Linked DNA regions of Homo sapiens: region 2 is linked to region 1. The links are chromatin contacts, found by Hi-C in ENCODE. All regions are on one chromosome and are shown on one strand. The core of a region is the stretch at or near the end of the contact, and the rest is flanking DNA. Distances in the headings are between cores, read along the strand shown.

Region 1 (2,848 bases), core at 29-2,528:
AAAAATATCTCAAACTTGCACGTTCAAAACTCAACATGCCATTTCCCCCAGCAAAACTGTATCTTTTTCTTAGTCTTTCTTTAGTGAATGGCAATTCAATTCCCCCAATTAATTAAAATAGTAACTTGCATATTACTGTTGACTTCTTTCTCCCTCCGTATACCTCTCACATCTAAATGGTAATTATAGTGACCTCCCACGATTAGTTAAGTGGCATGCATTTGACAAAGTATTAACAACCAACCCACCATATATGCTTACATATTTTCTGTATGAATTTAAATAAGTGACTCACTCCTCTACAGGTGAGCAGCTAATAAACCAAACCCTCAATACCTCATTCCTGAACTCCCTCGGTAGCCTCCTAACTCTCTGCCTGTTCCCAATCTCGTTCCAGTTTTAGTATCTCCCAACATGTCTTAGAATAGATTTAGGTATTCCCTCTCCAGCCCCTACAGAAACTTTAGTGTCCTTATCTTCATTCTTAAGGTTTTGTATTCCTGGGGCAACTTTTCCAGGGCTGTCTAGGACCCTTAGAAAGCAGTTGACAGGCAAATAGAAATAAAGAAGCTAGAGAATAATTGTTTAAGGTGTTATACTCTCTCCCAACCCCTGCCCAGTGCTATCTATTTGTGTTTTCATGGAGACTTTAGAATAGAGCTTCTCAACCAGTGCATTTCTATACATAATATCATATAGGAGGCTGAGACAGTCGTCCCCTCAGTCCCTAGGATAGGCATGTAATTCCTAGAACCACAAACAGCATTATCTATGTAGTTCAGTATTTACTACAAATATTAACATTCCAAAGTGTGCCAATGGATGAAAAAAATAATTGAGAGGCATTTAAAACACAGAAAGTCCCTCCAGTATCTAAAAACAATGAATTTCCACCCTGACATTTTACTGTCTTGGAAATTTAATGCCACCAACCTATAGTTAAAACCTACATGATTATGGCCAATTACATTTGGAAGGGATTTGTCCAAGTTGGCCCTGGATCAGGGAGAGCAGCAGCAGGTGAGAAATGCTGCCTTTGAGCAGCTGATGCAACCCAGGTGTGGCAGAGCATGGAGGGCCATACCCTAAGAAGGAGACCAGCAGAGAAACTGAAACAAGTGAGTAACTAACCTACAAGAGGACCCAGAAATTTAGAAAAGGAACTCTCAGAGCAGAAACTGAAAGCCAAGAACAGAACCCAAAATTGAGTCAGAGGAAATGAGGCAAAAGGTCAGACCTCGGGGAAGGAAGCTAGAGATGCCAAATCAGCAGAAGGCTGAGGGCTGAGGTCAGGGATGAGTCAATTCATCTGCTCTCAAAGCCAAAAGAAGCCCTAGCCCTTGAGCCACCACAAGGGTTAAAACTTCTTTAGTGAAATGAAAGGAACTAAGCTTAATTCCTCACTGAAACCTCAGTACTACAATATGTTAATTTTGTCTTTTAATGGTCCTGGGGTTTTTTTTGGTTTGTTTGTTTGGCTTTACTTTTTCCCCCTAATTTCCTCATTTACCTTCTGTATATTTTATATTTCATGTAATTTTTATTTAACGTTAATGAAACAGCAGCTTTCAAGTTGTCTTAGGCAGACAAGAAATTTTTTTCTAAATTTATTGAAATAAAAGTATATGTAAATTATGTCATAATATAAAGAGAAAATCCAAGCCACCTTACTATCATTAATATTAATATTATTTGTATTACTAGTAGCTATCATGTACTTAACTTTGTAACCTTGTGTCTTGTACTATGCTAGATGACTTTATATGTTAACTCACTCCTCACATTATCCACAGGAGGGATTATTAGTCACAAACAAATGAGGAAATCAAATAGGTCAAAAATTTTTCCATGATCCTATAACTAATAAATGGCAGGAATGAGATGTAAACCTGTGATGTGTCTGATTCTTAATTACTGCACTCAGCTCTATTTTATTTAAAATATGCTTATTTAAATATGACCCACATAAAATGGGTCATTTGCTTAATGAACATCTGTCAAAGCACAGCTGGGTATTAAGTACTTTTCTAGGTGCCCTTGGGGCAAAAGAAAAAGGAGAATCTGACATAGCCAAGCCTTGAGGATGCTCAAGTTAAGTTTGAAGACAAGACGTAGTCCATGAAATACAACAAAAATTAGTCCAAAGTCATAGGTAAGCCTTCAATTTGAGCCCTGAAGATACTATTTCTCAGCATATGACCCTGAGCAAGTTATTCTTATTGTGTAAAGCTGAGATCATAATGATATGAGCCTCATGGGGTGTTCTAAGGATAAGATGAGATAATGTAGACCATTAGTTTTCAACTTCAGGTGATTTCCTCTCTGACAAAAGATATTTGATAATGTCTGAAGCATTTTTGGTTGTCACAACTGGGTAGGGGGAAAAGAGAGTGTTGTTTGCATCTAGTTGGTAGAGGCCAGGGATGCTGTTAAACACCCTGCAATGCACGAGACAGGCTGTCTCCCAAACAGGGAATCATCTGGCCCAAAGTATCAATTGCACTGGGGTTGAGAAACCCTAACGTATTCGAAGCGTTTAGCAGAATCCTAAAGGCATTTAGTAGTAGATCCTCCACATTAACTCACTATATTTGCATGAAAAGGGGGTAGCACTTATGGCATTTATGTACTTAAGAAAAGAATTAAATAGAAAATAATTGTAAATATTAATAATAATTTTAAAATATAACCCTTTAAGAAAAAGTCTTACAAGTCAATGTGGTAGGTAAGAGCATAGGCTTTGGAGTCAGATAGACCTAAGTTTGAATCCTGGCTCTGTGTAATGCTGAAAAAAGTATTAATCTGAACCTCTCCATTTCTTCATCTTTAAAATGAAAATAAATATATC
Region 2 (3,069 bases), core at 297-2,796, 460 kb before region 1:
TATTTATGCATTATTTCCTGGGCCGTAAGATCTATGAGATCAGGGTCTGAATACATTCTCTTCATCACAGCATCCTCAGTGGCTAACACAGTGCCTTGTATACAGTATGAATTTAACACGTTTATTAAATACATTAATGAATGAATAATGGACGTGTGAGATGTATTTCTCTCAAGACTTACACCTTTGCTTACTACTTACAATAAAATGGATAGATGAGAAAGAAATTAAAGAAAGTCCTCTAGTATGTAATAATTATTAAGGTTGTTGGTAGTCCAGTCACTTCGCTTTCTTGCTATGACATTTTCCCCATCCCCTTCTTGATAAGCTATAACATCTGAGGTTTACAGTGGGATGGAGGCAGAGACAGTGTGGTTTAGACTGCAGAGGAAAGAGCATGGGTTTTCAAGAAATACAGATCTAGCTTTCAGTTCTGATTCTATCACTAACTTTGTGGTCTTGAGTGAGCCCCACATACTTCCTGAATCTTCTTTTTCCAAATATGTGAAATAGGGGCAATAATATACGCAAAGAAGTTTAGTTTGGAGAATTAGGTGACGTGATATATTCAAAGGGGCTAGCACTGTGCCTGGCACATACCAGAAATGGAATAAGCACTAGCCCCTTACCTTTCCTGAAATCAGAGGCACACATGTGGGCTTTGGACATTATCTAGTTTATTAGACCAGCAGTGCTAGCCAGACTAGACCCTAGAAATTTGAAGCCCCAAATACAACTGAGGGGGCAGAGAGAAAATAGCATTATCTGACCTGGCTGCCTGTAAGATTCAAATAAGCTGGATAATCGCCATGGTCCCAGCTTACTCTGTGGACACAGCCAGACAGGGGGTAGGAAAAATACAGAAAACTCCAAGGGGTCGCTTTTGGTGCTTGTCAACAGCTCTGACTGGGAGGAAGTCAAGACAATAAACCAAGAAAAAGATCCAGTGAGTTCTGTTGCCTGTTCTCTATTTTGAGGGGACAGTCCCTGCTTTGTTTCCCTCCTCTTGGGTGAAAGGCTGTTCCCTGAAATGCTCCTGGCTTCCGAGAACAGTTCTGGAGGCAACTTCATAATGTGCTGGCTCGGGGTTGATCAGAAGCAAGCAAGCAGAATTCACCCTGCCCCCAGGATCATACCCACTTGGGGAAGCAGGAGGCAGAAAAAGGAACTTCGGTGGTCCTCTTCCTTCCTTGTCTCTTAGCAAACTTCCATATTCATTCTTCTCTAGGCTAACTCCAACCTCCTTTTTTATCTCCCTCCCTTCCAATAAAGAGAGGAGAATGGGTTAAGATGGGTATGAGGTTGCTTTTTCCTTCTCAGCAGTAATTGGAGAGGGTGTAAAGTTTTTCCCAAAAGGGCCAATCCTCTTCCCTTCCTGCAGACTCTGCTAGTGGGTTTTGTCCTCTCTGCAAAGGGAGGCTTTGCACCAGCTCCTAGCGCTACTCCCTGCTAAGCTTCCTGGGTTGTAACACCTATGCCTGAATAGGTGTGTACCAACCCTGAAACATGTATTTCAATACAACTTTGATGTGCTGTACAAGCTGTAATGATGCTATCATATAAAGTGGCATCCTGTCAGGCTTATGCAAGACAGGGCTTTCAGTTAACTAAGATTTGGTTTACCAGAAGTCCTAAGTAATTTGACAATCTTTTTTTGCACTCTGCTTTTAAGAGAAAAAGCTGTATTTAGGGGTGTCCCTTTATATTTGGTGTCAGCTCCATTCTCCCTCCTGACTTTTCAGCTTTCCCATGTATGAGCTGGAGAACTCTACCTTCAGCTCTAAAACTATTTCTATATAACAAGATTTCTATAGTCTCAGGAGGAAAAAAAAAGTCTTAAACTTCAAAAATTACTCCCTTCAGATGGTATTATTATGGAAGCAAAGTAGACCAGAACCTTCTAGAAAGAGCTCAACAGGGCTTTCTGTTGTGGTTCTCTACTGATACCAGAAGGCTGGGATCTTAGCTACCACACATTGGTGGTTTGCTATGTGCTGAGTACTATCTGAGTCATGTTATATAACACTAATAACACCAATACTAACACTGGGACTTTCTACATGCTTTATACATGTTAACATATTTAATCCTTACAACCAAAACACACAATTTCCATCCTAATTTTGGAGACGAGGCAATTAGGACACAGAGAGGTTAAGCAATTTGTCCCAAGGTCACAAAGTGGTGTGGCTGGAATTTGAAAGAGGCAGTCTGACTCCAGAGTCTTCACTCTTAATCACTATATAAAGCTTTTCTCATTTAGCCCTTACAACAATCTTAACATATAGAATATTAAAATGCCCATTTTCAGCTGGGCGCAGTGGCTCATGCCTGTAATCCCAGCACTTTGGGAGGCCGAGGAGGGTGGATCACCTGAGATCAGGAGTTCGAGACCAGCCTGACCAACATGGTGAAACTCCTTCTCTACTAAAAATATATAAAAAAAAAAAAAAATTAGCTGGGTGTTGTGACGCATACCTGTAATCCCAGCTACTTGGGAGGCTGAGGCAGGAGACTCACTTGAACCTGGCAGGCAGAGGTTGCAGTGAGCTGAGATTGTACCATTGCTCTCTAGCCTGGGCAACAAGAGTGAAACTCTATCTCAAAAAAAAAAAAAATGCCCATTTTTCAGACAAGAAAAGTGAGTCTCAGAGAAGTAACTTCTCTGAAGGATTAACTGGGTTCTCAAACCAATTCCATTCAATATGCTACTTGAGTGCCTACTTTGTGGCAAGCACAATGCCAGGCACTAAGAGAACAATATAGTATGATAAAAATTCATTTAGTTGTTTTTCTTCCATTTCTTTTAACACTGCCACTTCTTCCTGAAGTGATGGATAACAAAGAGTTCACTTCAAGTGCCTTGAAAGTCACACGTTGTCAAGATTAGCAAGGGATGTCAGCACTATGCACATGTCCTGAGAGCTAGCAGATATTTCAGTAAGCCTTAACAAAGCTGAACATGAGCCTCACTTCCTTTCTAATCTTATCTGGTTCAGGCATGGGCATTATTTCATCCCTATTTGTTCAGTCCATAAACATTTATTGAGCATTTGCTATGTCCCGGGC

Evidence for each region. Hi-C counts contacts between places; a loop is a spot of excess contacts on that map. Pooled maps may share reads with other maps.
Region 2: a map with no recorded cell type shows a loop between it and region 1 (12-fold over the local background). The contact joins two enhancer-like sites. A Hi-C loop is called at or near these places in 11 of 37 single-sample maps with no recorded cell type and 12 of 50 pooled maps.

The regions. Positions count from the first base shown.
Region 1 is chr1:65,810,589-65,813,436 of GRCh38, reverse strand. All of the region lies in intron 1 of PDE4B (phosphodiesterase 4B), which reads right to left. Among named protein-coding and RNA genes, the nearest start is that of PDE4B, 19 kb to the right of the region's middle. RefSeq lists an enhancer at 1,036-1,265. Within about 2 kb of position 1,278, at least 2 of the 41 ENCODE cell types and tissues checked have a DNase peak (open chromatin) inside an H3K27ac peak, as active enhancers do.
Region 2 is chr1:66,273,713-66,276,781 of GRCh38, reverse strand. The region is part of intron 7 of PDE4B (phosphodiesterase 4B); the gene reads right to left. Among named protein-coding and RNA genes, the nearest start is that of PDE4B-AS1, 220 kb to the right of the region's middle. Within about 2 kb of position 1,546, at least 9 of the 41 ENCODE cell types and tissues checked have a DNase peak (open chromatin) inside an H3K27ac peak, as active enhancers do.